Linked DNA regions of Homo sapiens: region 2 is linked to region 1. A link is an interaction called in ENCODE POLR2A ChIA-PET data of the cell type or tissue named here. Cell type or tissue: MCF 10A. All regions are shown on one strand. Each heading gives the region's core, and the rest is flanking DNA. Links, peaks and the distances in the headings are about the cores only.

Region 1 (16,903 bases), core at 4,346-12,345:
AACATTCCAATTAGCACATTATAATTAGCAAAGCTGCACACTTTCGTGTCAGGCAGACCTAGAATCATATCAGACTCTCAGCCACTAATCAATCATGTGATACGGGTCAAGTCGCTCAATTCCTATTTGGCCTCGATTTCCTCACCTGCAAAACTGTAAAAATTGATGGTTAGAGCAGAGCAGCCACATGTGCCAAGTCTCATGCATTGGCCATCTTCAGGGTAAGCTGAAATATGGTAAAGTATCAGGTTCTGTGCTAGCCACCACAGGCAAAATACATGATCATTTTTCCTTGGAAATTTTCCCAGTATTTGTTATTTGTTTGTGATCTGCTTGGGTGAGGCTTTCTCACAGTGGGCAAAAATAATAGTAATTATTATATTCTGATAAATTCATGTTCAGTGATTTCTTGCCCTAGGAACAGAGAAAAGAGAACAACAGATCCCTAAAAATAAATTGCCCTAAGAAGCAAAAAAATACGTTAAAATGCAATGCACACTTTTTGTGAACTTTAGAAGAGAAGCATAAAACTGTAAATAAAAAACAGAATTTGATTTAAGGTTGTATTTTATGTTGAACTTCTTAAGGATTTTATCTCTAGAGGAACAATAACCAGACTTGTTGCCTAATAATTTAATTTAGTTCTCAGAAAGAAACGCTCACCAGACTAGTTGCCTAATATTTTAAAGTTGTTTACCATAAAAAAAATAATTTTATATTTGTGATATATTTTTTAAATTCCCACTTTTTATACAAACTCCTTGGTAACATGAAAGGTACATTTTCAAGTTCCTCTATCTGATTTTAGAGTCTGCCTCTGCTCAAGACAGCCTTCAGATGTGCTGTGAACACCACCATGCCACTTTGGGAAATACCTACTTATTTAATTGTAGGTGTTCACAATTCAGTGGCACCTATGACATTTCTGATAAATTTTGCTGACCCATATAGCATAGTCAGACAGACCTATGGTGTGTCTTTTTCCCAGTAGGGTAAGAAACACAGGATGTAGTGTTTGAATTCATGTCAAACTAAGATTACAGATTTCAGCTTAAAAAAAGTGGGGGTTGGGTAAAATTATAAATTCCACAATATTTTATTTTAAGATTTGAGTAACTTGTAAGGGATTATTTAGTAGCATAAGATTTTAAAAGCTTTATTTTAGTCAACTGTTTTTAGGTTAATCATGGGGTGGGATATCTAAACCAATTATTTTAATTTTAGTACCATATAATCTTTCATAAAGCATAATTAAAAGATACATGTATATATAGCAACGTGTATGTTCATAGAAATATATTTTTGTTCAGAGAAAAAGAAGCACTGTTAATGTAATGAGTTTTTTTTTTTTTTTTAGGTGAAAATCCTTTGGCTGATGACCAGAGTAACCATGATATTAACTCAGTTGCTGGCGTTCTGAAGCTCTATTTCCGTGGGCTGGAAAACCCCCTCTTTCCTAAGGAAAGATTTAACGATCTGATTTCTTGTATCAGTAAGTGGACATTTTTTTCATCTTTTCCCACAAGAATTATTTCACTAGCTAACTTCCTGGAAAAGGCAGTGGCCCCCCTCCATACACCCCCACCCCCATTACCCCATTACCACCATATTTCTGGGACCATTTGTTTTCTTTCTGGATCCAGTGCGAGTCATCCTCCCAGCTGTGGCCTCACCCTCGGCTGAGTGGGCTTTCCTCCTGAACATCCTCTGGCTCCAGAAAGCCAGGAGCTTCCCACTCATGGCTGGAATTGAGCAGAAAGCCAGGTGCCAGCTGCCTAAGGGAAAGGAGGAAGTTGTAAGCTGGGAAATGTGACCTTTTCTTGGCTTTTGATTCTTGGTTTTTCTCAACCAATTTTAGGAGTGGGGTAATTTATCCATCTTTCAATGTTATTTCAAGAAATGGATAAAATGAAATCAAAGATCCTTATTACAGTGCAGGAACACCAGGTGGTAATTATCTGTCAGTGGGCAACCCAAGCTAATAGGCAGAGTTGCTCTGGGATTGTGTATGACATATTATGAAACCGATAATCATTGGCAAAGTAAAGCATTGCTGTTTACTTCAGTGGGGGCTTTTTGACACTATACAAAGGAAGGTGAAAATAATGATACCATGAATTAATTATTAGCCACAATCAAGATCCATGCATCTAAAAATACAGTGTCCCTTTTAAGTCCGAGTTCCCAGCAAGAGTCTAGAGCTGACTTCAATCACTTAGGCTTCATAAGAATCAACTTTTTACTCTTAATAAAGAAATCTCCGTACAGTCCCTCCACCCCCCATCTGAATCAACAAGTCCTATTGATCTGCCCTCAAAAAAAACATCTCACTACTCATCCCTCCTTCCCCATCCCCATCACCTTGGTTTCTCACTGGGGATAGTTAGAGTGTCTTAAATGGACTCTACTTCTAGATTTTGCCTTCTTTTCCCAACCCCTACCCCCTGGCCCTGCATTCTCACACTGCAGCTAGAGTTAAAAAAAAAAAAAAAACTGGGTTGCTTGCTTTCTCCCCTTTTTAAAACCTATTTCAATATAAAAGCAAACTCCCCAAGGTGGGCTTATTGCTTGGTCTCCATTAGTTTGAGACCAGCCTGGGCAACATGGCAAAACCCCATCTCTACTAAAAATAAAAAATTAGCCAGGCATGGTGGCATGCACCTGGATTCCCAGCTTCTTGGGAGGCTGAAGCAGGAGGATCACTTGAGTCTGGCAGGCAGAGATTGCAGTGAGCCAAGATCGTGCCACTGCACTCCAGCCTCGGTGACAGAGCAAGACTCTGTCTCAAAAAAAAATAAAAAAATAAAAAAGCTAACTCCATGGCATGGCCAATTCATATAATTGAATTATTCCTCTCTCTGATCTCTGCTACTGCTGCACAGCCCTCTCCTGCTACCCTACCATATTTACTGTATATTTCAGCAGTAGCAGACTGTACATATGCTGGGCCATTTCCCACCTCCATCCACTTGCCTATGCTGTTTCCTCAGCTGTCCATGATAACCATTCAACATCTGCTGTGAAGGCTTTGCCAAATTGGCATTCCTCCCACAACTCTGTCCTCCCCACCACTCCAACCAGGATTAATCACTTTCTCCTCTCCCATTATTCTATTGGGTACGTATGTCCAGAATTTTTCTGATCTCCCCGCATTATAATTTTTTTAACCCCTCTGTCTCCTACTACTAGAAAATGAGTTTAGGCAGTAGGTTAAGAATAGAGGCTCTGGATTCAAAGAGCCTACTTCAGATCCTAGCTCTGTCACATACTCATCAGCTGTGTGACCTTAGTCAGGTTTCTTAAGCTCTCTGCATCTCAGTTTCCTCACCTATAAAATAGGGGGAACATTAATCCTTACATCATAGGGTTGTGAGAATTTAGTGAGTTAATATGTGTAAAATGCCAAGAAGAGTGCCTGGCACAGAATATGCTCAATGGAGTGCCCACAGTTAGCTCCACAGGCTTGTGGAGTAGTTTTGCAGCCCTAACATTTGTCCACTCCCGAAGGTTAGGAATTAGTTAATTCCTGGAGCATGTTAAGTTAAATAGAATTTATAGATGAAATGAATTGAAAAGTCAAGATTCCACCACGAGTTCTTTGTCTGGCATCAGTGCCTAGAGTCTTGGCTCCAGTTGGGTATGAATTTCCCGGTCATAATCCTCCCCAGTCTGATGTCCCATTGGAATTTAGAAGTACAGCTGCACGTCCATTCCACGGCCCTTGCGTAGCCTGAGTCATCACAATGAACCTCTGACCCAGCTGGAAAGAAATGAAAAGGAGGTGTTTCACTTCTGGAATTCTCCTTTGGCCATGTCCAAAGATTTCCCTCACATCCTAGCCAAAAAGCTTAAGTCTGGAAAAATAACAAGTGCTGTACAATGCTTAGTGGTTTTCTAGGTCCATACATCATGTCAGCTGTAACATGTACATGTACCAATTGGATAAAGAGTGTTGGGCCACATTGTCAGTTACCATTATAGAATCATTTCACACTTTTATTGGATGAAAAATATCATTTCATAGTGGTTTTTAATAACTGAGGCCATAGAGTCAGAAAGATCTAGGTTCAAATCCTAGCTTTACCACTTTCCAACTTTGTATAAACTTGGGCAAAGATTAATACTTAATCTTATTAAATAGCTGTTTCTTCACCTACTTCATAGAGTCTATGTGAAGAATAAATGAGACAGTCCATGTAAAGGGTTTCACATCATGCCTGGCACATAGTAACCCTCAGTAAGTGTTGCAAGCTGTCATCATTACTACTATTACAATTACTCTGACTATAAACTGTGGTCACATATGCCAATACCTGGGTTGGCCACTTATCAATCTGTCTGTTCTGCTAAGTATGTGTTTCTTTGGCATAATTAACTCACGTGAATTTAGAAATATTTGTGTTATCCTCAAGTTACATTGTTTCCAGCATGATTTTTCCCAGCACATTAAATACCTTGTAGCAATCAATGTCAAGCTTTCTCACAATTAGAGTCATATTTAGCAAATATGTAAACTACAAGGAAAAAATCTATGGAGATATCTCATGTAAGGGTACCTACAGTGCTCAAGTGCAAGTGAAGAAGCTACAATGACATTCCCTCCTGTATTAAAACAATGGATTAATCAAAATCAATGGATTCATAATCCTTGGATTTTAATAGGATTGTTAATGTTTTCATTAGTGCAGTAGTTACAAAGTTTCATAAATGTTGAGTAGTCTGCCCCAATCCTATTTTTCCCCATAAGTCTTGTTACTTTTAGTGCAAAGTTTTACAGAATGGCAGGTGTTTCAAAAACATACATATTGACACTAACAACCTCTTTATAGAACAACCCCTTTTCCTCCAACATGTAACCTCTTAAGAAAGAGAGGATTCTTGGATGTTATTATCTCTAAGCAAGCATTTTTTTCTTACCAATGTGACCATAATGCATTTTTCCTGGATTTTCCTGCATTTTTCCTGGATTTTCAATAAATCCTTTGAGTAGCATAATACATCTTTTATCATTGTATCCCCTTATCAATATTGCAGACTTTTGACGATTTGAACCAAGTTGATTAATAGTCTACAATGTATAAAACTGTCTAGGGATTCAGAGACTTGATTCTTGCATTTAAGAGGCTTAAAATGTAGTAGGAAAGGTAAGATATTTACAAATAAATGCAGGCTAAGTTAATATATGATAGAAACAAAGATTTTGAAATTTTAGAGGAAAGAGAGATCTGAGTGATAGATTGTTTTTACCCCTGTCATCTTGTAGCATTGCTGTAATTGGGTTTGATTTTCCCCATTAAAGTAATTTCACATGACAGTTATTTTGTATAGAAAAACTTCCCTTTTCATCTTTTCTAAGAGTTTGCATAAGGCACTGTAGCACCCACTACTTTTCGCTTCCGTATTTTTGGATTGTTTGGGGAAAGGGGTGTGTGTGTGTGTGTGTGTGTGTGTGTGTGTGTGTGTGTGTGATGAGTAGTTATCCAGCCATGTTTATGCTTTATGACCCTGAGTGACCACGTTCTTTGGAAGCTTACAAATATATGTAGTCAAAGGAAATTTATCTTAGCATTCTTTTTTTAAAAATATGCACTATTTGTTCCCCAATTTATTGTACATTTCTTTTTAAAGATTATTTATCTGGATGAAGACATAGTAAAACCAAATGCAACATAAATTTGAAGTGGCAAACTTGGTAGTTTCTCAGTTTCTCACCCAAGAGTTATTTTGTTTTGTTTTGTTTTGTTTTAACCATCCACTTTGTGAGTGGTTTTGTCAATGCTCCAGGTCATACCCACAAAGTCTGGGCAGCTTGTAGAATATCCCTGCATCATGGCTCTGAGATTTCCTAGGGCATAAGTTCAAGTGACTTGCCCTAGAAAAGCCACTCAAGTAATTCATGTTTTTTTTTCTGACTGCCTTAAGGCTGTGAGCCCAGATGAAACTTTTTCATTCCATTTTACATTAGGTGTTATTATTTAGGTGACTACTTGGATATGAGGAAACGGTTTCTTAAGGGAGAATTTTTCTTCCTATCACAAAACCAACATGTAGTTATTGTAGAGTACCTGAAAAATGCACAAAAGCACATAGAACAAAATATTGTCAACCAAAATTCCATAATTCCACTACCCAAAGAGAATCACTGGCATGTACACATTTTGTTTACAACAAACAACAACAAATACTATGTTTCATGTTAATATACAACATAACCACAATACCATTATCATACCCTTAAAACCAACAATAATTCCTTAAATCATCGAATGAGTAGTCAATGCTTTATTTATTAGGTTGGTGCAAAAGTTATTGCGGCTTTTGCCATTACTTTTAGTGGCAAAAAACACGATTAGTTTTGCACCAACCTAATGTTATGCAATTAACATGTTATCACTGTAGAAAAATTATAAACTAAGAACAAATCGTAATTTCTCTACACAGAGATAGTGATAACGTTTTTAGTATCTTTCCAGAGTTTTTCTACAGTACCTATGTACTTTGTAAAGCAGCTTTATTGAGATATAATTCTCATACTCTACAATTCATCCATTAAAGAGTACAGGCCAGTGGTTTTTAGTATAGTCACAGAATTATGCAACCATCACCACAATCAATTATAGTACATTTTTATTACCCCCAAAAGAAACCCCAGTTAGCAAACATTGGCAATTACTCCCCGTTTACTCATAACCACCACCACCCCCGGCCCTAGGCAATCACTAATCTACTTTCCGTCTCTATAGATTTGCCTGTTCTGGCCGTTTCATATGAATAGAATTATACAGTATGTTGTCCTTTGTGATTGGCTTTCACTTAGCATAATGTTTTCAAGGATCATCCATGTTACAGTAGGTATCAGTACTTCATTCTTTTTGATTGCCAAAAAATCCATTTTGTGGGTACACACTCCTATGTACTTTTCATAAAAATTATATCGTACCAAGTGACCACTAATGGATAAGAGGTTTGTTTTTGAAGTGATGAAAATGCTCTAAAATGATTGAGGTGATCTTGTACAACTCTGAGTGTACTAAAAATCATTGTTAAACTGTGTAAATGGGTAAATTATATGGTATATTAGTTATATCTCAATAAAGCTGTTGTTAAAAAAATTGTTTTTGAGACAGGCTCTCACTCTGTTGTCCAGGCTGGATTGCAGTGGCGTGATCACAGCTCACTGCAACCTCCTAGGCTAAAGTGATCCTCCCCCCTCAGCCTCCCAAGTAGCTGGGACCACAGGCGTGCACCACCACACCCAGCTAATTTTTGTATTTTTTTGGTAGAGACAGGGTTTCACAACATTGCCCAGGCTGGTCTTGAACTCCTGGACTCAAGCAATACACCCTCCTCGCCCTCCCAAAGTGCTAGAATTAAGGTGTGAGCCACTGTGCCCGGCCAAGCTGTTGTAAAAAATTATGCCACGCCATACTGGCTCTTCATAAACCACTTTTTTAAAACTCAATAATATTATTTTCAAAATATAGCTTTTAGTGACCCTATAATGATTTCTATTTTATGTAACAAATCCCCTAGTTTAGACATTTAGATTGTTTCCAGTGATTTTGCAACTATACCAAAATACTATGATGAGCTTCTTAGTACCTAAATTTATTTGCCTTTTCTGATTATTTCATGAAAAAAGCTTTTGAACTCTTTTTCTGGTGCTCAATATATGTTTTTGCTATAAAAATTTCTTTCAGCTTTATTGACATACATGGTAGTTTTCTCTCTGAATTCTAAATTTCTGTTTGATGCCTTATAATAATGTTCTTAATTTTTCCTTTATCCTTAAAAATATTTAATAGGCTGAGTATCTGAACTGAGTAGGTAAAGCTCTCTAGGCTAAGACTCAGTTTCTTTACTAACCTCAATATGATAATTCAGCAGAATAGGAAACATCTATGTATGTATTTCTATAGTGCTGTTATTTAGGAGAGAAATCAATGGTTTAATTCACAGAAGTCAGTCTGTTAAACAATTATATACAAAGGTTTGATTAACACCTTGACATTGTTAGTGTGAACCTAAAAATGTCCTGAAACTGATACATTCATCTTGAATGCCAGCTGTTAGGCTATGGAACTCACAAGTATGTGTGTACCCACTGTTAAATAAACGGTTTCTAAATGTGGCTGCCAAGGAATTTCCTTCCCTGTCTTCATACCTAAGGAGAAATTTGCATCTTGTGATTTATTATTCATTTTCTGGCAAACAAATACTTCTACAAATAGTCCACAGAAGAACCAGTATTTTCAGAGTGATGACCATTTGAACTTTTTGCCATTTGCTGAAGTAACTTGTGTTTTATGGTAAATTTTTCACATGCATTTACATGGAGCTATCTAACCCGCCTGCTGGGAAGTTGGGACGCTAACATGAGAATCTTGCATTGCTGGGAAAAAAACATATATTAGCCCAGGGAGCTTTGAGCATGTGATCAAGGTTGGATGAATGCCACTTTTACCTAATTACATGAGACCTTGAATTGTGGAAAACAAAGCCCAGCTTACAAGAAATCCAAGTGAAATACTGATTTTCCCCACTGACAACTTTTCTGAGGGGAAGAAAAGACCCATCTTTCCCTCCAGCATGAAATTGTGAAATTTGCCACACTCAGAGCCAGCTAGGAACACACATTCATCAGGGTGTCAGCAGCAACCATAAATTTTGCCCACTAACTGGACTCAGGACAGTAAATGAGTCATTTGTACCAGAGCGAAGCTCCTGTAGGATACACATTGCGCGCCTGTTGAGCAGCCAGCCAGGTAGAATTGGGAGTCCTGCTCGCAGCCATCACGGTTAGAGGCCTTCGAGACGAACAGATTTGCTACTACTTCAGGAATGCCAGCAGTTCTGTTTTGCTTTGATTTGTGTTGACTGTAGTTAAAGAGAATGTACATCTGCCTCATATAACTTTATCTAGTTTTTTTAGTGTCACTTATGTCCTTGTTGCTTTTCCCCTGAAGTCTTTCATTTGCATCCCACAGGCCCCCTCATTCTTTTATTGTGGTAAAAATATATATATATATAAAAAATATAAAATTTACCATGTTAACGATTTTTAAGTGTACAGTTCGGTGGCATTAAGTACATTCACAATTATCACCACTATCCATTTCTAGAACTTTTTCATCTTCTCAAACAGAAACTCGGTACTCATCAAACAATAACTCCCCATCCTCCTGCACCTCCGCCCCAGGCCCTGGCTTTATCTCTTCTGCTTTCTGTCTCTATGCATTTGCCTATTCCAGGTACCTAACATAAGTGGAATCATATAATACTTGTTCTTTTGGTGACTGGCTTCAGTTAGCATAGTGTCCTCAAGCCTCATGCATGTTGCAGCATGTGTCAGAAATGTTTTTCTTTTTAAGGCTGAATAATACTGCATTGTGTGTGCATACCACATTTTGTTTATCCACTCATCTGTCGATGAACATTTAGGTTGTCTCTACCTTTTGGTTATTATGAATAATGCTACTCTGAAACTGCTGTACAAATATTTGTTCCCTCAATTCTTATTAAATAAAATTTTAAAACTGCCTTTAAGAGGTAGAGGGACTAAGTTTAGAACCAAGAGATAGAAACAAGAAGATCTTGAATTAAGATTAAACTTCTTGAGGCCGGGGATGGTGGCTCATACCTGTAATCCCAGCACTTCGGGAGGCTGAGGCAGGCAGATCACTTGAGGCCAGGAGTTTGAGACCAACCTGGACAACGTGGCAAAATCCCCTCTCTACTAAAAATACAAAAATTAGTCAGGCATGGTGGTGGGTGCTCCTAATCCCAGCTACCTGGGAGCCTGAGGTATCAGAATCACTTGAACCTGGGAGGCAGAGGTTGCAGTTAGCTGACATCACCCCACTGCACTCCAGCCTGGATGACAGAGTAAGACTCTGTCTCAAAAACAACAACAACAACAAAATCTCTTGGAATTAATGCCTATGTCCTGTAGTTACAGAGAATGTAGCCTCCAGAGTGACTTGCTGTCTATGGGATTTGACAAATATTAAAGATGAATAATATAGTAAGAGTGGTTCTTTTTACATCCTTTCCTTTCCTTTTGTTTTTAACTCTAGGACTTTAAAACTAGCGTTAAGCTACAAAACTCCTGTCCCTGATAGTTGACCTTAACTTTATGATTATTAATTGTTTTAGAGACAATGTATTCCTCTGTTGCCCAGACTAGAATGTGGTGGTGTGATCATAGCTCACTGGAGCTTCGAACTCCTGGGCTCAAGCAATTCTCTTACCTTAGCCTCGACCTTAACTTTAAAATGAGGATTTGCTGGGAGAATGAGGAAACTTCACTTTTGAAACACCCAAGATTCTCAATAAACAGCGGGAGAAGTTTTATTGTTGTCTTAAGAATAAATCATAATATGTATAATTTCGCTTTTGAAGAGTTTTTTCTTTTTCATTTTTAGAGATAGACTTTCTAGATACAGGTATGCTAAATCATCTTTGTCTTCTTTAAAGCAGCAACAACATTACACTTTTTATAAAATCAGCTATTTTAGGTAATAAGCATTCAACCAGTTAATTTCTGATATGAGATAATAATGCAGCTGTGTTGAAATAGTATTTAAAGATACAGAATTCCCATTAAATTCTCAATGACTTGCAAATTACTTCATGTTTAGGCATTTCATCTTCCCTCTCTGTACAATGTGGTTTTGCACATATCACATGAAGTTGTCATGGAGATAAACAGCTTACTCTGGGACATGTCTTGATCCTACCAGGACCAAACTGGGTGGAAATGTTGATAACTTAATTATTGAGTTATTGTGGCCTGAGAGAATTTATACACCTGTTGAATAACTTCTTTTTTAAGCATCTTATTCCCTCTTTTCAGGGAAAAATAAATCAAGACCATTGCCTGGGAAGTATGTTAACAAAGTGCTTGTATGCAATAGACGTAACCCTAATCTGCCTTGTTCATAGCGTTATATTTTCTCCATTTTGAAATATTTTACAAATAAAAAAGGCAAAATGTAGTATATTCAATTCAGTATTACTAAGATCACACTATTATAAATTATAGATTTATATTGAAAGAATAAAAATGAAAGAATGAGAATGTTAATTGCATGATAATGTTTTACTTACATTCTGGTTCAAGAGTTTCTGAAATTGCATTTGCTAAAAGATGACAGAGCTACGGTTCCAACTTTGGCATACTTAAAGGTGGGAATGGAAGTGGTTTTTTCTCAGGAATCCTGATAAATTATTGCTTGTTTTGTCAGCTCATTCTTGGTTAATCAAGAATATTCCTAATAGATTTTTCGTACCTTTTCAGCTATGCAAAAGGGAAAATAGAATGCCCAGTTTGATAATAAGTGGAAAACAGCTGGGGTCAGCACTCAAGATTCCAGGGAAATAAGCTTAGCAAGAGTAATTAAGACAGTGGTTCTCAACCCTGGCTGCATAAAAGAATCTCAGGCATCAGCATTTTTAATCTCCCCAAGTGAATCCAAGTCAAGGTTGAGAACCACTGATACAAGAGGAATCGGAAAGGGAAACTGAGTTAGGAGAGTATTTTGATAGTCTAAGTTAGAAATAATCAAGACTTCAGTTAGAAAATTAGCAGTGAGATATCTAGAAGTAGAAACTACAGGACTTCTTTCCCATTCAAGGGAGAAAAATGAAGCAAGGATATCATCTTAGAAGTGATGTTTGTAACCTTGCAACTGGATGAGGTTGCCATTGAGGAGAACCAGGTAGATATCTTTGAGAGTTATCCACATTTATAGGTGGAAGAAGGTTTAAAAAACAACAATAATAATGAGAATGAGTTGACTATGGTGTCAGAGGCTATGGACTGAGAATTTTCAAGTATTTTCATGAATATCTCAAGCAATTAAGAACAATATGGTGATATAAAAGTATAGGAAGCTTCAGAACTGTTTTCAAACATAATACTTTTTTGGAAATATTTTCTCAAATGTATGCTTATTGGGTATCTTCAAAGTTGTACTTTGTAAAGGTACAGCTTTACAAAGTGGTAGTCTTGGGATCCAAGAAAGGCAACCAGACTTATGAAACAGAAAACAGACTTGTGAAACAGACTTATGAAACAGGACACATAGGTTGCAGTCCCAGGTCTGCCTCTTCTAGCCCGCTGACCTTGGGTATGCCACTTGCCCAGTTCTCATTTTCCTAATCTGATAAATGGGGATGACAGTGTGTGCCCTGCCTACTGCAAAGTTTATTATTCCTTTTAACTTAGATAGCAAGTGTGAAAATGTGTTTTTAAATATATAGAGAATTATACAAATAATGTGTTGTAGTAGTAACCTTTTTGCTGATGTTCACAAGCACTTTAGTATTCAGACACTTTAGACAGTTTGTATTCCTGGTAAAGAGGTAGCATAACACTAGTCTCAGGTAATCCTGTCTTGGGGGAGCTCACCATCCCACAGGGAAGACGAGATAAGGAAATAAATAGCTATAAACATCAGGACATGCATCATATGAAGGCAGGAATTGTATTGCTAATGTATTCTTAGTGCTTGAAACCTGGTGGGCTCTCCTAATATTGATGGTATAATGTAATACAAGGTGAAAAGTCATATAAGTAAAATGCAGTGGTAATTTTGAGAAAGGAGAGATTCTAAACCTGGCACATTGCCTGGATCATAATTATAGACAAATATATGATGAATTAATGCATAACAGTTCGGGGAGAGGTGCCATGCCCCAGAAAGCTACTTTGGTTAGCATGCAGCAAGAAGTTGAAATCATATCAGATGCAAAATTTAGAATTAGCAGCAAAGGAAAAAATGGTTTTTAAATCTAGAAGACTCTAAATTACTCAAAGCCAAGTCCATGAAAATCGGAGAAAACGGTAAGGGTCAGAGGAGATGCCCTCTGGAATGGTGGTATACCCAAGCCGATCATTTATTCGCTGTTTTGGTTACAATTGGATCTCACACAAGAGCAGGGTGTTGCTTATATTCAGATGTGTACCGGTAATACATGTACTGCAGTGTTCTGTTTTAAATGTGGCAAGTGAAAGGACTCTGACCATGTCATCTTCTGTCTGTAGGAATAGATAATCTCTATGAGAGGGCGCTTCACATCCGCAAACTCCTCCTGACTTTGCCCAGGTCGGTCCTTATAGTGATGAGGTACCTCTTTGCCTTCCTCAATCAGTAAGTACCTGAATGCTCTGACAAAAGGCCCATCTGAATTCTGTCTTTGTTCTTCGATCCTGTAAAATGTACGTTGGGTTCCATTTATCAGCAGAGTCAAAGAGAAAAATGATTGAATATACATTGAAAAATGTACTGAAGGTACATTTTTCCTCAGCAGATCAACATCATTGATAGATGAAAGCCCTACCCCAGATGTAAAAACTGTGGCCACAAATGCAAAGATATTTAAATATTACTAAAAAAAAACCACAACTTTTCAGTGAGAAGTGTTATTCAGTGTTTTTCAGACTTTCATCCAAAACTGTCATGAATGTTTTTGTCAAAATGATGTAAACTGGCTGTTCATTGCGGAAAATTTCTGCGACTTTTTAATATTGTAGTTGAGGATGGAAGAAAATCATAGATGGGAGCTGTACACAGATCCAAAAAAGAATTTCTGCAAATTCACTGTAATGAGACCTTATCAACAAGAAAATACCTCAAAATGTTCTCCTAAACAGAGTAACAAATCTTTTAAATTACTACATTATTTTCAAAGAACTTTATTCTTTTAATTTCAGCAACTTGATTTTCAGCTATGCTACTTCCTGCTGTATGGGTTCCATTATAAGAACAGCTTCCCCAAGTCCTATCTAAGAGTACTCTTGCTATTCAACATTTCAGCTAAGCAGCTGGAAACAAAGAAATGCAGGGGGAATCAACTTATTGAGTAAACTTGGGGAAATGCCTTCTCATGCTAGCATGGATTCTCCTTTCCTAAAATTCGGATATTTTCTTTTCTCTATTTCATGGGACATTTGGAGTTCTCAGAAGCCACGGTGATTTATTACAATCCCGCTGACTAGTCCTGAAATCATACCCACTCAGCTTGACCCCAAGAGCCAAGTATCATACAATAGGGAAATGTTGGCAGAGAACCATACAGAATGAGACTCTACTGCTGACCTGTGGTGCCTAAAACATTCACAAACGACAGTAGCAACCCCTTTGTACATTAATCACCACTGGAAAAAAGCAGTATCTAGAGAGTTAAGTTTAAACTATGGTTAGGCTAGACACTATACATTTTTACCTTTAAGGAAACACACTCACTCAGGCAGTTTTAAAAGTCCAGAGGCTTGCCTGTTGCCCCACCATCACCACCACCACCATACACCAGGATGGAGTACCTTGCATTCCTGCTGGCCCCCTCCATACCATTCCTACCAAATCTTCCTGACACACCTGAACAAAATCCACTGTGAACTAATAATCCATAATGGACTAGGAAAGCAGTCTGTTAATTAAGAAAGTTCTCAAAACCTGAACCTAACTCATCATGCATCTCAAAGAATGGCAAATGCACCATGGGTGTTGCTGTTATTGCTTCCAGTGGTTCTACCCAGAGGCCCCCTAGCTGGTTGCACCTGCCTTCATGCAGACACAAGGGCCCAGCCTCTAGGGCAGGATGCTTGGGATGGGGATTATGAAAAGAGAAATTAGCTATTATTTTTTACTGCAAAATCAAAACTTGGAAGTAACATTTTTACATCAAGTTTCTGTTTGCAAGCCAGCACTAAAGACCCAGAAAGATTAACTGTGACTGTCTCCACTGAGCTGAAGTATGTCTTTTGGAAATTAGGCCATTCTTATTCAGAATCTCCATTTTCAAGATGATCTGTAATATGATCATTTACTGTTATTGTGATTTTTTAAAAAATATTGTGTGTTTGAGAAATGGCAGAAGGGAAAGACATATGTTAGCTATGGAAATTATGCTTTTGTATTTTCTACTTCCTAGACTATCTTATTTCCAAAAAAAGGGTAAAGTATCATGTCATGTGGTATCTCAGTTTCTTTGTATCTGTCATCACCTCACAAAGGTAGTTGAGTCTCCTTTTTCTCCTTCCATTTGTCATATGTTCACCTGGATTTTACATTTCCTTTCAAGATTGACATTCTATACACTGAAAGATAACATATCTAAACTCTCCCTAGAACAAGGAGCATAGCAATAAAGAGCTGGCTTATTTTGAGTCACTGTGAAAATATTTCACAAATACCCATTGAGTAGAATGTAGAAATTAGTACTAGACAACTGGAAATCTCCCCCACAGTTTGCAAGCCTTGCATAGAATAAGAGAACTGAGGATTCTTTTCCCCTTTTCTTGTATTTATAATGGCTTTTGTGACACTGGTTGTCACCTAGTGTTGAATGTCTTACCCAAAAGCAGATTATAAAGCCTGGAGTTATTGGCTCCTTTCAGTAGTTACAAAGAAAAGGTTCTTTGTTTTTTTCTAGGCTTTCTCCAAGATTTATAGGAGAAAACTAAAAATCTGAGATATATTTGAGTGGGGAGAAGACAATTTTAAAGACATCCATAAAGCTTTATGGAAATCCTCACTGTGTATCCTAAATTTACTTGAGGAACATTTAGAGCTTGACCGTCACATTTGCAAATAAAACTCATTTATGTGATCCTGGTCTCCATTGTAGTGAATATTATATTAAACCCCCTCCTGACTTTGAAAAATGCTACTTAGTTAAGCAAATAGGACTTAGAATCCCCTCTCAATTTCTACTTAGTTAAGGTCATAAGTCATTTCACTTTCTTTGGAGTTTGCTGAGCCAACTTAAAGTTGAAGTATCTTATTAAAGTATTGAAGTATCTTGTTATTAAACATTTATATCCTTTTTTTCTCTTTGTTCTTTTATAACTCCTTTCTTGTTTCCTTTTGTAGTCTATCACAGTACAGCGATGAGAATATGATGGACCCTTATAACCTGGCCATTTGCTTTGGCCCAACATTGATGCCTGTCCCAGAAATACAGGATCAAGTGTCTTGCCAGGCACATGTGAATGAAATTATCAAAACCATCATCATCCACCATGAGACTATTTTCCCAGATGCTAAAGAGCTGGATGGCCCTGTTTATGAGAAATGTATGGCTGGAGATGACTATTGGTAAGTCTAAGAATTTTAGTCCTCCTCTCCCACCGAAAATTATGGAAATATAGCTATCAATTTGATTAGAAGAAAGAGTTTCCCATAAGCCACCAATGCTTCCAACTTAAAAGGAAGAAGCAGTAAAACTTGAAATAAATTTTTAGAATACTAAGACCCATGGAAACTCATATTCATCCCTCTCTTTTCTCCAAGGACTCTTATCTTTCAAATAAATCTACCCTATCGTGGTTTTTGTAGACAAAAAGGGTTTTGATGTTATGTAGAGCTATGTTAACTTTTATCATTACATTAAATCAAGAAAAGATAACAGATTGACATTTTATTTTTCAGTCTAAATCAAAGGTTTTGGTTTCATATAAAGTGTTTTTAAATTCTCATTTTAAAGGAGCCCTGTCAACCAAATGTATTTTCATTCTTAACTTTTCATTTTCACTCTTCCTAATGAATATAATTCTAGCTATAATTATAGTTAGACCTTTAGGTCATTTTGAGCAAATTTATTATATTAATATATTTTGGGGATAAAATTTTTAGCATGGCAATATTGCCTCCCATTGCTGCAAATGACAGGATCTCATTCTTTTTATTGCTGAATAATATTCCATTGTGTAGATATACCATAATTTCTTTAATCCATTCATTCAGTGCTAGACACTTAGGTTGTTTTCACATCTTGGCTATTGTGACTAATGCTACAATAAATATGGGAGTGCAGATATCTCTTCAATATACTGATTTCCTTTCTTTTGGATGTATACCTAGCAGTGAAGGTCATTATGTTAAGTGAAATAAGCCAG
Region 2 (16,903 bases), core at 4,068-12,067, 65 kb before region 1:
AATAATAAATTCTTACAGAATTTAGTTACTATGAGATAAAAATTTGAAATCATGGATTCAATATCAGTAGAATTTTAGAGTTAGAAACGATCCAAGAGGGCACATAAACCAACCACCTCCTTTGTAGGAGTTACATAAACCTTGCCCTAGAGTCACACAGTCTCTGCATGGGAGACTGAAGGCTCCAACAGAAAATAAAAACTGGAATAACAGTAAGGACACTGTTTTCATATACTACTCCTAAATGTCATCCTACACTATTTCCTCTGAGCTTCATCAGATATTCTCCTTTTAAAGGATATATTAAAATTCTCTTGAAAGGAAGCCTTCTGCACCCAGAAGTTATGTGATCAATTTTTCCCTCTATGATCACGCCTCTACTTTGTACTTTGTCTTTCATCCTACACTTTTCAAAGTGCCTGAGGTATAAAGTTAGATTTGATTGTCTCCCTAATTTTGATCCTGTAGAGAGACCTCATGTTGTCATGTTGTCATCTCTAATAGATGAGGGTCAGAAAGGCTGAGGTTACAGAGTTATTTTGCAGCAAAGCCAGGACCAAAATCCAGGTTTGTTGTTCATAGACCTTTCCATTAAAAATGCTACTCTGTAAATTTACTAGGGGCAAAATCTCAATATGCTATGGTGTTGCAGGACTTTTCCTTAGTTCAACTAAAGACAGGGTTCTTTGTCCCATGGCCATGAAAATTTAGGCTCACAGACAATTTGAATGGTGAGTAAGACAGGGTTTTATTTGGTGAAAAGGAAGAAAAGGGGGAAACAGAACTCTCCCTGGGACAGTGTCCCATGCTCCAGTGCTTCTCCCACTGGAAGACTGAATCTCAGGTTCTACACAGGAAGAGGAGGGACCAGCTCCTTCCCACTGCAAAGGGCCTAAACTTGCCGAGGTTCCATCCCATGGGCAGGCCAGTTGGCGTTTCTCCAGTGACCCCCTCCCACCTGGCTGTGTCAATGGTAGTATGAGATACTTTCATTTTTTTACAAATAGTTAAAAACTCTGCCTCATCAGTCAGATCTCTGGGCTGAGAGAGATCCTGAGTTTGCCCCACCATTGGATTGCTTTGTGGGTCAGAAGAGAACTGGTTTATCCAGCAGCCAGGCATGGAGCAGGCCTGGGCCAGCACAGAGTGACCCAAGGCAGTGCCTTGACCAGAGCCACGGACCTAGCTCTGCACATAAGTCCTGCCCCCGACAGCTGACAACAAGCCCCCACAGTCACTTTTTAAATTCTGGATGACGTGATTTCCTATTACAAACAAGTGAGATGAGCTTTCAAAGCAAAAAAAAAAAAAAAATTCTGCCTCATGTTTCTTCACTTATTATTGATCTTGAGCACATTTCAAACATTTCTTTAGCCTGTCTGTGAATTTTCTGCTGCATTATTTGACCCATCTAAATGTATGAGTATCAGTGCTTTTACTTTTTAGCAATGTACATATTTTCATATAATATTAATGTTATTTTTGCATCAAACATTTTATCTACATTACCTTTTTTAGTCATTTTTTATCATTATACAAAGTATGTGTAGAGGGAAACATCACACTGTACCCCATAAATGTGTACAATTTTTTTGTGTCAATTACAAATAAAAATATTTTTTAAATCCCCAAAAAAGAAAAAAAATGCCGCTCTGTATGATAACTCCTGAAACAAAAGTATTAACACTACAGTGAACAGAAGCTGATTATTTCTGTGATGTTTCTTAGCTTTATTTCCTCCCTTTGCATATGTGTTCTCCATTTTTCCCTTTGTTTTACTTAGTCCCTGCATCTCGTTTGCCCTGTCATTTGGTTACTTGGCAGTCCCTAGCCAGCAGGGTGCAGAGTCCCAGACAGTGTCTTTTGTTCAAAGCATTTGTTTGGATTATAAATATAATTTGATGATAAATTCAAACTGTTATGCTGATTTCATTTCAGTGGAGTCACAACGTATCTCAAATTTCCTTTGATAAACTTGCCCTAAAGACCGTATCTCATGCTATTTAATTGTTCACCTTGGTCTATTTGCTCATTCTAAAGAGTTTTGTGGCCAGGTGTGGTGGCTCATGCCTGTAATCCCAGCACTTTGGGAGGCTGTGGTGGGGGCGGATCACCTGAGGTCAGGAGTTAAGACCAGCCTGGTCAACATGGTGAAACCCCATCTCTACTAAAAACACAAAAATTAGCCCAGCATGGTGGCGAATGCCTGTTATCCCAGCTACTCTGGGGGCTGAGGCAGGAGAATCGTTTGAACCCGGGAGGCGGAGGTTGCAGTGAGCCGAGCTCATGACATTACACTTCAGCTTGGGTTACAGAGCGAGACTCCATCTAAATGAAATAAATAAATAAATAAGACTGGGTGCGATGGCTCACGCCTATAATCCCAACACTTTGGGAGGCCAAGGCAGGTGGATCATGAGGTCAGGAGTTCAAGACCAGCCTGACCAAGATGGTGAAACCCCATCTCTACTAAAAATACAAGAATTAGCCACTCACAGTGGCAGGCGCCTGTAATCCCAGCTACTCAGGAGGCTGAGGCAGGAGAATTGCTTGAACCCGGTGTGAGGGGGTAGTGGAGGTTGCAATGAGCCGAGATCACACCACTACACTCCAGCCTGGTGACAGAGTGAGACTCTGTCTCAATAAATAAATAAATAAAGAGCTTTGCTAAAATTCTTAACATATTCACTGATATGGTTTGGCTCCGTGTCCCCAACCAAATCTCATGTTGAATTGTAATACCCAGTGTTGGAGGTGGGACCTGGTGGGAGGTGATTGGATCATGGGGGTGGTTTCTGATGGTTTAGCACCATCCTGCTCGTGCTGTCTCATGATAGAGTTCTCACAAGATCTGGCTGTTTAAAAGTGTGTAGCACCTCCCCCTTTGCCCTCTTCCTCCTTCTCTGGACACATAAGACATGCCTGCTTCCCCTTCACCTTCCACCATGATTGTAAGTTTCCTGAAGCCTCCCCAGCCATGCTTCCTATACAGCCTGCAGAACTGTGAGTCAATTAATCCTTTCTCTTTATAAATTACCCAGTCTCAGGTGGTTCTCTATAGCAGTGCAAAAGCAGAGTAGTATATAAATGGAAATATTGCTGATTTTCTTCCTTTTACCTCTATTAGAAACAACAATCCCTCCAATCATGGAAAAATTATGACCTGTTATTGAAATGAATTATTTAATGGCATTCTTTTCAAATATCAATAGCTGACATTTACTGTGCACTTATATGTCAGCCTCTTCTGTGCTCTTCGTATGTGTTAACACATTTTATCCCCCCCACCACCTTAGGCAGTGAGTAATATTGTAATTCTGATTTTACAGTAAGGAAATTGAGGCACAGAAAGGTTAGGTTACTTGCCAAAGACCTCACAGCAAGTAAGGGCAGAGGCAGGATTTGAACCCAGGCAGTCTGTCTCATGAGTCGGAGCTCTTAACCATGAGTATGCTACTACTCAAACTGAATTGTCCTATAAATGCTGCTTTGCAAGTGTAATTGAAGTTTTGTAAACTTTGCTTTCACTGATTTATGAAGAGCCACATTGGCCCAGGGAGAGAAGGTGGGTTTGTGAAAGTTTATCATTGTAACAGTCCTGCTGGCCACTCATGACCTCAGGGATCAGCAACTCTTTCAGCCCTGATGCTGGGAACAAGAAAAAAAAAAAAAAAAGAAAAGAAAAAAAACTTTCTGGTTTCACTTGCAGGCCTTAAGTGGGAGGTGGGGGATGGGATGGGAACTGAGAAACAGAGACATCCATTGTAGGTGTATGTTAAGGGCTGGCTTCTCATGCCTTTATATCCTTTATATAAATGAAATATATTATCCATTTTTTTCTCTCCCTAAATGGGCTTCCAGACTTAAATATAAGCTGATTACAAAGAAGCCTGGGAATTTTTCTCTACCTAATTCTCACTCAGCCTACCCTGAAGTCCAGCAACTGCCCCTCTCCCACCTCTGCATATATCCACTTCCTATTTGTAGTGCAGTAAGAGTAGGCTGGCCTTTGTGTCACCCCTACTGGGGAGAGATTATGTCTTTCATCTCTAGTCTCAAGGCCTAGCACAGTGTCTGGTATTCAGACACTCAGTAGCTGTTTGGTGGATGAATAAATAAAATCAGTATACATTGCACCCTGAAACCTGGGCTAATGTCTACCTGATTCTAGAGTAACTGTCACCATACATTGAAAAAGGCGCTAATTATAAGAGGTGTGTGTAGACAGGCCAAAAGCATTTCCAAAGTGTGAATTCAGGAGTGTTTTATAAATGTGTGTCTTTGCAGTCGCCTCCAAGGCCATCCTTACTGATATATTGTTTTAGTTTTTATGAGGTTTGTGCTAGCCCAGTTCTCAACATGAAATAGCAAAAAGGCATCTGTTGGTCTGCTTTTATTGTACCTCAGTTCTCTCTGCTGCTTTGCCTTTGGGAGACAGTGGCCTGCACCTATCTGCTTAGAGCCTGGATATGAAGGCCCAAAGCCTGCACTGTTACTTCTACATCATACCTTAGACACTGTCAAGAATCATAACTACCCACCGTGCTGTGTGCTTACATTCTGTCATTTCATCCCCATTTTACCTCGAAGGAACTGGAGCTCAGGGGCATTAGGAAACTTGCCCACTTAAGAATTGATGGCACTGGAACTCAAATCCAGGTCTTCCTGGTTCCAGAGTCTGTGTTCATCAGCGGGTTTGGCCAGGTATACTAAAGAGCAAGAAGACTGGAGATTGCAGATGTAAAGATCATGGCACACGTGTCCTGAGTGCTCTTTTTGAGGGAATTCCTGCCCACTACCACTGTCTCAAGCCGCCAGAGAGACAGCTTGCCCAAAGAGAGGCTGTGACCTGGAGGGAGGTACTGTGGCTGTGTTAGGTTCCTGGGGTTCAGCTGAAGGTGGCCCTGGTGGCTTTCCCCACGCACCTGAGAGTTTCCTGGGAAACAATGGGCGTGGGCTTCCAAGGCTGTGGTATTACCCCAGTGGTTTGGTTAGTCTGGCACTTGCAGAAATTCAGCTACAGTTAGAGTCCTCTTATGTATTGATTGTAGAAAATAGATCTTTATCTTAGGTAGTTGATAAGAAACCCAAAGAATGTAGTTTCTCAGAAGAGCTTTTAGTGATTAATGGATTTAGTGAAGCAGCAGGCTATATAGAGTTAGGAAATATTGTCACTAACATACTGTTTTTCATCTCCCTTCCCTGCCAAACCACCACATCATTTCTTTTCTGAGAGGCCATAAATTCCAACACTAACCATATTTCACAAATGACTTAGAACTATTTGTCATCCCATTAGTCCAATCCCAGGTATTTATTGCTGGTGCTATTTTGGAAGCCGAGGATAGAAAAGAACAATGCCAGATGCATTGTAGATGTTTAATAAATATTTGTTAAGTGAATAAATGGATGGACAAGCTTACTATAAAATGGGTTCTTATCCTTCATTTGATTCTCACCTATTTTACTCATACTGTATATGAGACAGTTTTAAGAATCTGAAGGTACATAAACATGACTGGTACCCTGGCTCTTCTTACAGGACAGTCCACAATCTGGGTGGTACACAGAGATCTGTGACATATAGCTAAAGTGCTATGTGCTGAAGACTCTGAATGAAGAGCTGTCTTGAAAGACAATACTTGTCTTGGCAATCAGAAGAATAAGATCCCTCTGGCTGAGAAGCCAGGGAACACTTAGCCATAGGTGAGATTTAAGCTTGCCATGGAGAATGGGTCAAATGTCAAAAGGAGGAGGTGCTGGGGGACAGCAGCTCAGGGACTTGCTTGGGAGAAGCTGCAGAGGCAGGAACATATAAATTCTGGGGAGGGAGCCGTGAGTGACTGACTCAGAGTGGTACACAAATTGCTGCTTGGATGGGTGTTGGGACCAGTCTGATAGCATTGAACTCCATGGTAGAGGGAATCATGTCAAGTTTAAGAAAAGGTCAAAGAGAATGGTAACAGGGAAAAGGCCTTATAACTGTCATCGTGGATTCTTTTTCTTATTGTCCATTCCCTCTTCCTCCGTACTAAATGAAGTCACCCCAAGCCATCCTGCATATCTCCACCATGTTATTACTAAGACACTGCTTTGACCATACTGTCTGCAACACTGTGGATTCACCAACACCTATAGAATACATTATGCCCTTCTTAGTGGGGGTTTCAAGACTCTTTGGCCCATGCCAACTTATCTAATCTTATCCTTCAGCTTGTTACCCAACCATCTACTTTCCAAGTTCTTCCCTGGACCCCTTCTCTGCCATCTTGGTCTGCTCATGCCCACCTCACCTGTGTGCTTTCCCGCATCCCTGCCTTATTAGAACTTTGCTTGTACCATCTTTCTAGCCTGGATGCCCTCCCTTCATCTGTGCCCATCAGAATATCAAAGGCCCATTTTTTAGTCTCCAAAATTTTAAACTCTTAGAAGATGGAAACCAAGTATTTCTTTTCACACCCATCAGTGGGTTATGGGTGGTAAGCACCAAGCACATGTTGAATACATAAATATCTTTCATCCTCTCTTTTCCTCTATTCCTACATATAACTAAGAGTGACTGTATCCCTTAGATAAAGAGGCCTTCCAATTGTATGATACTTTAGACTTTCCAAAGGTTATGGCGTAGCAGTCCCAAACACCTCATCTGAAGCCAGGCTGTCTGGGTTCCCACCATTGCTGTGCCAGCTGTGTGACCTTGGACAAGTTACATAACCTCTCTTTGCCTCAGTTTTTTCATCAACATAAAGGGAAGAATAAAGGTACTTATTTCATAAGAGTTTCTAGAAGGATTAAATATGTTATTCGTAAAATGCTGAAAAGTATGTCTAGCACATAGTGAGCATTATATAATGCTTGCTAAAGTAAATTATACGTATATATGTACATATCTGTATATATTGTATACATAGATATATATAGTAAATACTCAATAAAATTTAAATTAAAAAAATACACACACAGGGACACACAATTTGGCATCCATGACGACCTTGTAAAGTAATCAAGAGGCATTAAATAATTTCCCGACACCTAGTAATTGTAGATCCATTCCTGGGATCCGTGTCTTCTAACTTTTGAGCCAGTAGTCAAAAAGTAGAAACTATATCATTAATCTATTGATCTCTCCAACACATATAGTTTTCAGATATATAGTGATTTCTTAACACGAAGCATTAAATTTGCTACAGGTATTTTTATTATTTTGATTTAAACTATAAGAGTAGTGTCAGATACATGATATGGCCATGTCAGTAAGAAAAAAATATTAACTTCTGTGCAAGTTATCATATAGGATATCCCAATCTCCTAAGGAAATTCATGACGTGGGTCGTTTTCTACTTGACTATTTTTTCAGCAGTTGAGGAAAAATGGAGCAAGAAAGATAAATTAGGTGTATTGAATGGAGAATTATGCATGAAGTTTTAGTAGAGAAGAATTCAAACAGGAAAATATGCTATGGGAGTACATTTACATGGCTATATGCCTGTCAGGTCATTTGGTATGCAAAGGCTTGTGTTTGCATTAAGCTGGTGGAGAAGCTGTTATTTTCTTTGCAGTATGTATTCAAAATGCACCTGTAAAAAATAAAAGCTTTCCTTTACTTCTCTGAAAAAGAAAGAGAACTGTCTGTTATTTTAAACACAAAATACATTTGACTTCTGTCAACAGCTTACATTTTAAATAATGCAGTTTGTACTTGCATTCATTATCTGCAATTAGAGTTCTCGAAAAAGCTTTTAGCGTTTATCTCCCCAACTTTTAAAATTCATTCACTGTAACTGTTAACATTTTAGTGAATAGTGGAAACCCTAAGACAAATTGGAAAACTCAACAAAGAAATTTGCTTTCCGGAAATTACCACCGAACTAGGTAGAGAATACTCAGCTATTGTGCTGAACCACATTATGATGAGATACACTCTTTTCTTTCCAGCGTTAGGTCAGACTCAAATGTTTTCCTTTTAACCCACACTAGTCAGTAAGGAACACCCTGCTGGCAGTCAGCGCAGTATCCTTTCTCTCAGGCTTAGTTTGTGCAAACTACCTGTTTATACTAGTCCTCAGTGTCCAAGTCAAGCAAGAGTCAGAAGTTCAGATTTTTTCTTTGCGATAATTTATTTAAAAGAAATATTTCTCAGATACTCGGGGTGGCCTGAGGTGCCTTTTCATCCAAGTGTAATGAGAGTCACATGTTCTCATTTCCTCACTCCTATTAGCAAGAATACAGACAGCTGAGCAACGTGTGTGTGTGTGTGTGTGTGTGTGTGTGTGTACACCCTCTCATTTTAAGATATAACTGGAACCAAGACCCAAATATAATAGTATGTGGGTTTGCTTCAGGCAGGGAATAACAAGAGCCAAGCCTAGAAAGAAATGCAAGGTGTGTGTAGATTCGTTGACCTTTTGCTGTTTGCCCAGCTGCGGGGTGACTCCCTTTTCATTTCCCAGCTGCTCAGCTGCTTCCTACTGCTATTTTATTTTGCTTTTAAACTGGAGTAGCCAACCAAACTTCTCCCAGACAGGTTCAATAATTACTAAAAACAGACAACTTTCCAATTACACACGGCTCAGAAAAAGCTGCCAGTGCTTTATATTTTAGCCCTTACTTTGTTCTGGCTCTGTAATGCCTTTAACATGATTTACCAGCTTACATTTTTAAGGAAAGCCATCATCAGATTTTATGAAAATAAGTAAAGGTTCTTCGTTAACCCCATGTTTTACCCTTCAAAATAGTCATCTTGAGAACATGTGTTAAGTTGAACCATAAGAAAATGCTGATTTTCCACCTTTTTAATAACCTACAGAAACATCAATTTCATATGGATTAACCTAAATAAATATATTTGTTCCAGTGATGCTTCCAGGTCTCAAACTATTTAAAAACTCATCTCTTGAAATGAGAAAAATCAAATTCATTACTTGAAAACATTGCATTATTCTCAACTTCTTAGACCTTAGTTATAAAATTGGCTCTGAGTAACGTGGTTATTTCCATATGAAATGAAGTCTGTCTTCTGGGGATGAGAATTTGACATCATTTATAATAAAGTACTGCCACAAATGCTTAGCACTGGGTGCCGAGTTCGGGTGTGCTCCTCGATACATCCTTTGCATTGGAGTCATCACACCTTACATGTGTTGTTTCTTTTAAGGAGCATAATTGTGCTCAAAATACACAGGTTTTCGAATTCACCCGGATGTCTGACATATGAAAGCATACTGAAATTATATTGGAAAAATTATGATTTTCAGATAAAATCTGTGACTCTGAAATCTGTGACTGTTACTCTCCTGTACCTAAGAATACAGAGATTACATACCGATTTATAGGTACCGTTATAAAAATAATGAATAGCTTGTTTATTATTTAAGAAAATATTTATTAAGCACCTATGTTGTCTGAAATACTTTCAGAGATAACACAATAGATCAGTTTATTTTAATTAGCTGAGTATAAAATTGGCAATATATTACTAAGTCTCAAAAATGTGCATATTCTCTAATGCTGCAATTCTATTTCTGAAAATTTGTCCTAGGAAATATGACACAATTTTGTACACAAACTTTTTTGTAACAATAATATAGCCAAAATGTGTAATAATTGAGGATTCATTCTGTAAATTTTAATACATTATGAAATTGTTATGTTCTATATATTCCTAAATTTATTAAAATTCAAATTACATATATCATTTCTAAGAGAATAAATTAGATATACATCAAAGGTTTTTAACACAACTTTATAAAGCAAATAGTTGAAATATCCTAAAGTTTTTAACAATGGGGAATTAAGTTATGGAACAGTCATATAGACAAATACTATGTAGCACTTAAAATTATGTTTAGAAGAATATTTAATGATATAGGAAAATATGCTGATATCTAAGTGGCAAAGGACATTGTAATCTAAAAATTACAAACGTAGGATGATCTCAGTTTTTTAAAGAGAGAAATCATATATGGCATTTTATTTTATTTATTTATTTATTTATTTATTTATTTATTTATTTTTTTGAGGCAAGGTCTCACTCTGTCACCCAGGCTGGAGTGCAGTGGCACAATCTCAGCTCACTGCCACTTCCACCTCCCGGGCTCAACCAATCCCCTCGCCCCAGCCTCCCAAGTAGCTGGCTCTACAGGTGCATGCCACCAGGCCCAGCTAATTTTTTTATATTTGTAGAGACGGTCCCGCTGTGTTGCTCAGGCGGGTCTCAAACTCTTAGTTAGGCTCAAGCAGTCCTCCCACCTTGGCCTCCCAAAATGTGCTGGGATTACAAGCGTGAAGCCACCATGCCCTGCCCTTAGTTTTAACTGCCATCCCCTCACTACAGTAGCCAGCCATATATGGCATTTTTAAAGGAAGAAATGTGTGTACATGTGTGTATGTGTGTGTGTGTGTTTTCATAGAGAAAAGGCTGGAAGGCTTTATACTAAAATCTTGTCAGTGGTTATCTTTGATTGCTTTTTATTTTCTTTATTTTCTTTTATATTATTATTATTATTATTATTATTATTATTATTATTATTTGAGATGGAGTCTCACTTTGTCACCCAGGCTGGAGTACAGTGGCACAATGTCAGCTCACTCCAACCTCCACCTCCCAGGTTCAAGTGATTCTCCTGCCTCAGCCTCCCGAGTAGCTGGATTACAGATGTGCCAACACACTTGGCTAACTTTTTGTATTTTTAGTAGAGACAGGATTTCACCATGTTGGCCAGGCTAGTCTCGAATTCCTGACCTCAAGTGATCTGTCTGCCTCGGCCTCCCAAAGTGCCGGGATTACAGGCATGAGCCAGCATACCCGGCCTATTTTTTTGTTTTGTTTTGTTTTTGTTTGTTTGTTTTTTTAAGAAAATAAATGTTTTCTACATTGAACATAAAAAATATATATTACTTTGTGGTCAGAAAAACAATGTTTTTTCAACTAAAACTATGTATGAACCTTAATATTTACATTTTTTACTTTGAAAAATAGATTTTATGCAATAAAATTCCTTTAATAAAGACTGTACTAATTTGGGTTTGGGTTGGGCTAAAATCAATCCATGAATAAACGGTTTATTCTGCAAATTAATAATGTAGAGGAGATTTTACAGAAATACTTTTAAGCTTAAGAGAACTTTTCAAGTACATTGAAAAGTATGCATAAGACTCCGTAAATCATTTTTTCACCAAATCCTGTCCTCTAGGTGCTTTTTCCTGGCAGATGAATTTGCATATTTCTGTGTGCTTTATGTAGAAGCAGTAGTCCATAATTCACTTACTTTACTGACAATCTGACTTTTCCCCTCTGCCATTTGGAAGGTGGTATGTGTATCATATACGTCGTATAAATGGTTCCCATTCACTCTCTAAATGACAGACAGACATCTTGTAACAATTTGGGTCACTTTTCCACAGGTGATGAAAACATACCATATGTATCATGCAGAGAGCATCAGTGCAGAGAGCAAGCTGAAAGAGGCCGAAAAACAAGAGGAAAAGCAAATTGGGAGATCTGGTGATCCAGTCTTCCATATTCGACTAGAGGAGAGACATCAACGGCGAAGCTCTGTAAAGAAAATTGAAAAAATGAAAGAAAAAGTAAGTAAAGAGATTGCAGAGCTCTTCTGCCTTCATTTGAGGAGACAATACTAAGAACACTGATGCAATAGCTGATATCCACACATTGTAAGTTATTGTGAAAAGACATGCATTTCCTCCCATGGGAATGAGAAATGTTTAGGAAATATAAAAATCATGTAATAACAGCTGGACATCATTTAGTGGTGAATGCCAAGTATTCAATACACAGTGTGGAGAACTTGAATATTAACAAGGAGATTTCATTGCAAATGGGCCTGAAGCCCAAATACATTGTTATTATTCCCCATAGCTGGGTAATTTTAGTTTGCTATTTAAATCAGATTCAAAATGTACTTTTGGCAAAGGACTTTCAGGGTCATTTGTATATGTGGAATAAATTGTTAAGGTTAATAAAAATGCATGTATGTTTCTCTGTCTTGATTAAAAATGACTTTGCATTCTTTCCCAATGCCTGGATCTTCTTCATTCCAGAGACAAGCAAAATATTCAGAAAATAAGCTAAAATCAATTAAGGCACGGAACGAATATCTCCTAACACTTGAAGCCACCAATGCCTCAGTTTTCAAGTACTATATTCATGATCTTTCTGATTTAATTGATGTGAGTACTTGAAGTTTTTGTCTTTTCCATATTAAAATGAAATTAACAATAACCATATTTCGTTGATTGGAAAATACTGTCATTTCTTAAGACTGTTATTTTACGTAATACTCAAAAAGAAAAAAATACTTTTATTTAAATTATCCGTAATATGAAGACACTATCATCTGTAAGATGCATGTGAAAAAGCGTGTATCCTAAAACCAATGAAAAATAACTGGTTAGATTCTGTGAAGCTGTGAGAAGCCTGGTAAACTTAGCTAAGACAGGGCCCAGTCATTTGCAAGTTATGCAGTGGCACAGCCCTAACTGCATTCATTAATTCAAAATATATTTATTGGGCCCCCACTACTGTGAGATGCTGAAGCTCTTAGAAGCCATATGCAGCCCTTACCCTCTAGGATTTAAAGTGGAGAAGACATACTTAAGAAATGATTAAATGGATGATTACTTTATTACAGTTGTGATCATTACTGGGATGCAAAATAGAGTGCACATAAGTGACATTTACAGATGTAACTAAGTCTCTGTACATTCTCTCATAGGATATGATATAAAAAAGCAGTAATTAGGTTTATTTAGAGCTCTCCTAATACATATTCATTATATGTATGCAGCATTTACTGCCATTATTCCCCAACTTTAACCCTCCACATTATTAATTCATCCTTTCATTCAGAAAACATGTACTGAGTAGCCCAGTAATTGTGCTAACACTGTAAGAGACTGCAAAGATGAAACACAAAAATCCCATGTCCAAAAATGCCACTGCCTGCAAATAAAAGATAACAAGTGATTAAGTGCCATAAAAACAGCACAGATAAAGTCATAGAGGTTCAGAGGGTTATCTGCTGGAATTTTATTCATATACTGCTTTGTATTGCCTGGATTCAACAGTTTTATTATAGAATATTTTATGGCTCATAGTAGCCGTCATAATTTAAACATACAGTAGGTTAAAACAACTTCATTTTTCTGGTGAATTTAAGTCTCATGTATTTAGCTGTGCCAAACTGTTCAGCCACAGTTTGGGATTTCTACAAAAGAATTGTTGAGGGAAGGAATTATTTTTTAGCTTATTAACACTCTGATGTGCCTCTTTTTTTTTTTTTTTTTTTTTTTTTAAGACAGAGTCTCACTCTGTCACCCAGGCTTTAGTGCACTGGCACTATCGCGGCTTACTTAACCTCTGCCTCCTGGGTTCAAGCGATTCTTTTGCCTCAGCTTCCCGAGTATCTGGGACTACAGGCACATGCTACCACACAGGCTAATTTTTGTATTTTTAGTAGAGATGGGCTTTCACCATGTTGCCCAGGCCAATGTTGAACTCCTAAGCTCAAGTGATCCACCTGCCTCAGCCTCCAGAAGAGCTGGGATTACAGGCCTGAGCCACTGTGCCTGGCCAGCCACCTCACCCAACCTCTGATGTGAATTTTTTCTTTTCGTCTCAAAACAACTTTATCCTATAATATCATAATTTGTTTATATAGAACCATGTAGTAATAAATAAAACCAGGGAAATTTTTCTTTTTTCATTTATTACAAAATATTTCATTCAAGTAATCACTTGATTATTTTAAATGCAGAACCTTTTTGTGTTGTTTTAAATACTTACTTCTTCCAGCACCCTAATGAAATAAAACGAACTTTTTCTGTTACACTGCCCCTAGATTTCCTAAATAAAAGATTTTATTTTAGTTTTTTGAGTAAAAATAAAGAATTTTATAACCCCAGTTTTCAAACTTAAATCTGTCAGGTTTCTCCAAGGTATAGGGAATATAAAAGAACTAATATTCTTTCTTGCTTTTTTGATTGGGGTTCATTTTCGTAGTGATTGGAGTACTTGGCTAAATCCAAACCAATTTTTTTTTTTTTTCTGAGATGGAGTCTCACTCTGTCACGTAGGCTGGAGTTCAGTGGTACAATCTTGGCTCACTGCAACCTCGGCCTCCCAGGTTCAAGCAATTCTCCTGCCTCAGCCTCTTGAGTAGCTGGAATTACAGGCGTGCGCAACCACACCCAGCTAATTTTTGTATTTTTAGTAGAGATGGGGATTTACCATGTTGGTTAGGCTGGTCTCGAACTCCTGACCTCGTGATCCACCTGGCTTAGCTTCCCAAAGTGCTGGGATTACAGGTGTGAACGTGCCACCGTGCCCAGCCCATCCAAACCAACTTTAATACAAGAAAAACTCTCCGTGTATAGAAAAGTACTTCTTTAATACCTAAAAGGTGCTAAGCACCATTCCTGACAATGGGAATCCAGCAGTGAATAAAATGAAGGCTTCATCTTTATTGATTTTATGTACGAGTTGGGAGACAAACTATAAATGAATTTATATACATACAAGTACATGTATACACACACACATATAAAATAAGTCATGACAATGCCATACAGAAAAATGAAACAGAGCTATGGATGTGGTTCTTTTGATGGGGTGTCCAGGAAAAGCCTGATACCTGAGTAGAGGAGTGAGCTGCAATGCCATGCAGCTATCTGGGGAAGGAATGCCTCACACAGAAGGACTGGCATATTGAAGGGTGCAGAGGCAGAGGTGTGTCTTCCCATCTTAAGATGCTCATGGAATAGCAAAGGAGGCCAGGATGGCTGCAGCTGAGCAAGTGAGGAGGAAGGTGCTAGGAGATGAGGTTGGCAGAAGCCCTATCACTTAGCATCTTTTGGATAGGGAAGGGTTTGAATTTTGTTCTATGTGTGATGGGGAGCCATTGAAGGGTTTTTTGAGCAGGGAAGTGACATCACCTGGGTTACATTTTAAAGATTCACTCTGGCAGCAGAGTGAGAAATAGACTAAAGGAGGCAGGAGGACACGAGTGAAAACAGGGAGCTATAGCAAGAGTCTTTGTGGTTGCCCAGGCTAAAGATGATGCTGGCTTGGACTGGTGTAGTAGTGATAGACCTACACAAGTGGTAGGATCAAAACAGATTGAAGCTAGAGCTCACAGGAATTTGCTGCCATGTGTGAAAAAGAGGATAGAAATGACTGCTAGGTTGAGGTCCTAAAAAATGACTCCTAGGTTACTGATAATGCCATCTACTGAGATGGGGGCCCCAGGGGAGAAGCAGGCTGAAGCGGGAGCAGTAGTCCTGCTATGTCTGAGAAGACTGAGATACCTATCAGACATCTGTGTGGAGATGTAAAGGAGCATCCTCAATATTCTTGGGATATATCAGACTGGAATCGCATATCAGGATTTTGAGAGTCATTACCATCATTGTCATGGATATTTATTGAGTGCCTACCATGTAACAGGCAGCATAATCTCATTGAATCATCACAACACTCTGACATAAATAGTGTTTTCTCCATTTTATAGACTGAAAAAAAAAACAAAACAAAACTGAGATTTAGCTAGGCTAGATAACTTGCCTAAGGTTATGCAGCCAATCAGGGGTAGGCTTCAAACTCATACATTTTTAACTTCCAGATCTAATTGACTCTGACCTAAATAAGTAACTGTTAAATATCCCAAGTGATTTTCCATTTTTAAAAAAGTTGGACTTTTGAAAGATCAGTCTTAAATTTAAAATGTGAACAATTCTCAAATAATATAACTTAAGATATTGGAAATAAATGATATGAAGTTGGTTTGTTGTATATTCAGCTGAAATTGGGTACTCTCTTAGTGAAAGTAATTTTTATGTTCCATGACTCACTTTTAAGGCAATTAGAGTGTGAATATGTATATTCTAAAATGGTTGCTTATTTTGTAGGAATCCAATTTGCATATATAGTAGTGATCCTAACAACCATTAAGCTTGACCCTTCCTGGTGAAAAAGAAACAGGTAGATTATTATGCAGAGGTATCTAGAATTCTTCATGCTTTGTGAGTTTATTTAGCGAAGTACATCTTATACTGAGCTATCTAATAATAATGAGAAGAGCTGTAATGCCTCCGGTGAGAAAAAGTCAAGACAACATTTTTAATGCACAGCATTTTGTATGTGAAATGACATGAAAGGCAGTAAATGTATCTTGATAAATTCAAAGCATTATAAAGAGTCAGAGAATTAAAGTTGAGATCTTTTTATATAAACCCCCAGTTTCCTTTTACCTTCCACTCATGTCAGTATCTGTCTTTTTTCTAACAAAGTTTCTATGATGAACCATTATAAATGGATCTATTGATACCACAGAAAAGTCATAAATTTTCCGTAGAAACTATTATAGAAGCAGTACATGTGTATTGTAAAAAACCAGAAAATACTATAAGCAAATATAAAGTGATCACATTTTTAATTTTAATTTTTATGACTATATAGTAGGTATATAAATTTATCAGGTACATGAGATATTTTGAAACAGGCATACAATGCATAATAATCACATCAGGGTAAATGCGGTATTCATCACCTCAAGCATTTATCATTTCTTTTTGTTACAGACATTCCAATTATATGTTTTTAGTTATTTTTAAGTGTACAACAAATTACTGTGTAGTAATTACTGTGTAGTAATTTATTGTACACTTAAATGTAGTCACCCTATTGTGCTGAAAAATACTAGCTCTTATTCGTTCTATCTAACTATATTTTTCTGCTTATTAACTATCCCCACTTCCCAATCACCCCCACTACCATTCTGTCTATCTCCATAAGTTTAATTGTTTTGATTTTTAGCTCTCACAAATGAGTGAGAAAATGTGAAGTTTGTCTTTCTGTGCCTGGCTTATTTTATTAATACTTAACATA

What was found. Peaks named below come from ENCODE experiments on the same cell type or tissue, not always from the same donor. Only the 100,000 strongest peaks of a DNase experiment are listed, where the experiment ranks them.
Region 2: POLR2A ChIA-PET joins it to region 1 with 9 read pairs; 3 of 35 experiments call an interaction of 5 or more read pairs at or near these places.

What each region holds. Positions count from the first base shown.
Region 1 is chr12:64,095,884-64,112,786 of GRCh38, forward strand. It overlaps SRGAP1 (SLIT-ROBO Rho GTPase activating protein 1), which reads left to right. Exons shown (of 22, transcript NM_020762.4): 15 at 1,358-1,492; 16 at 13,049-13,154; 17 at 15,879-16,103. LOC105369798 (a long non-coding RNA gene) reads right to left here. Exons shown (of 2, transcript XR_945018.2): 2 at 3,537-3,760. Among named protein-coding and RNA genes, the nearest start is that of KICS2, 120 kb to the right of the region's middle. In MCF 10A, for the core only: no CTCF peak of the experiment used is centred there; DNase peaks (open chromatin) are centred at 5,828 and 8,688.
Region 2 is chr12:64,031,387-64,048,289 of GRCh38, forward strand. SRGAP1 (SLIT-ROBO Rho GTPase activating protein 1) reads left to right here. Exons shown (of 22, transcript NM_020762.4): 5 at 11,404-11,586; 6 at 12,061-12,189. Among named protein-coding and RNA genes, the nearest start is that of KICS2, 180 kb to the right of the region's middle. In MCF 10A, for the core only: no CTCF peak of the experiment used is centred there; no DNase peak of the experiment used is centred there.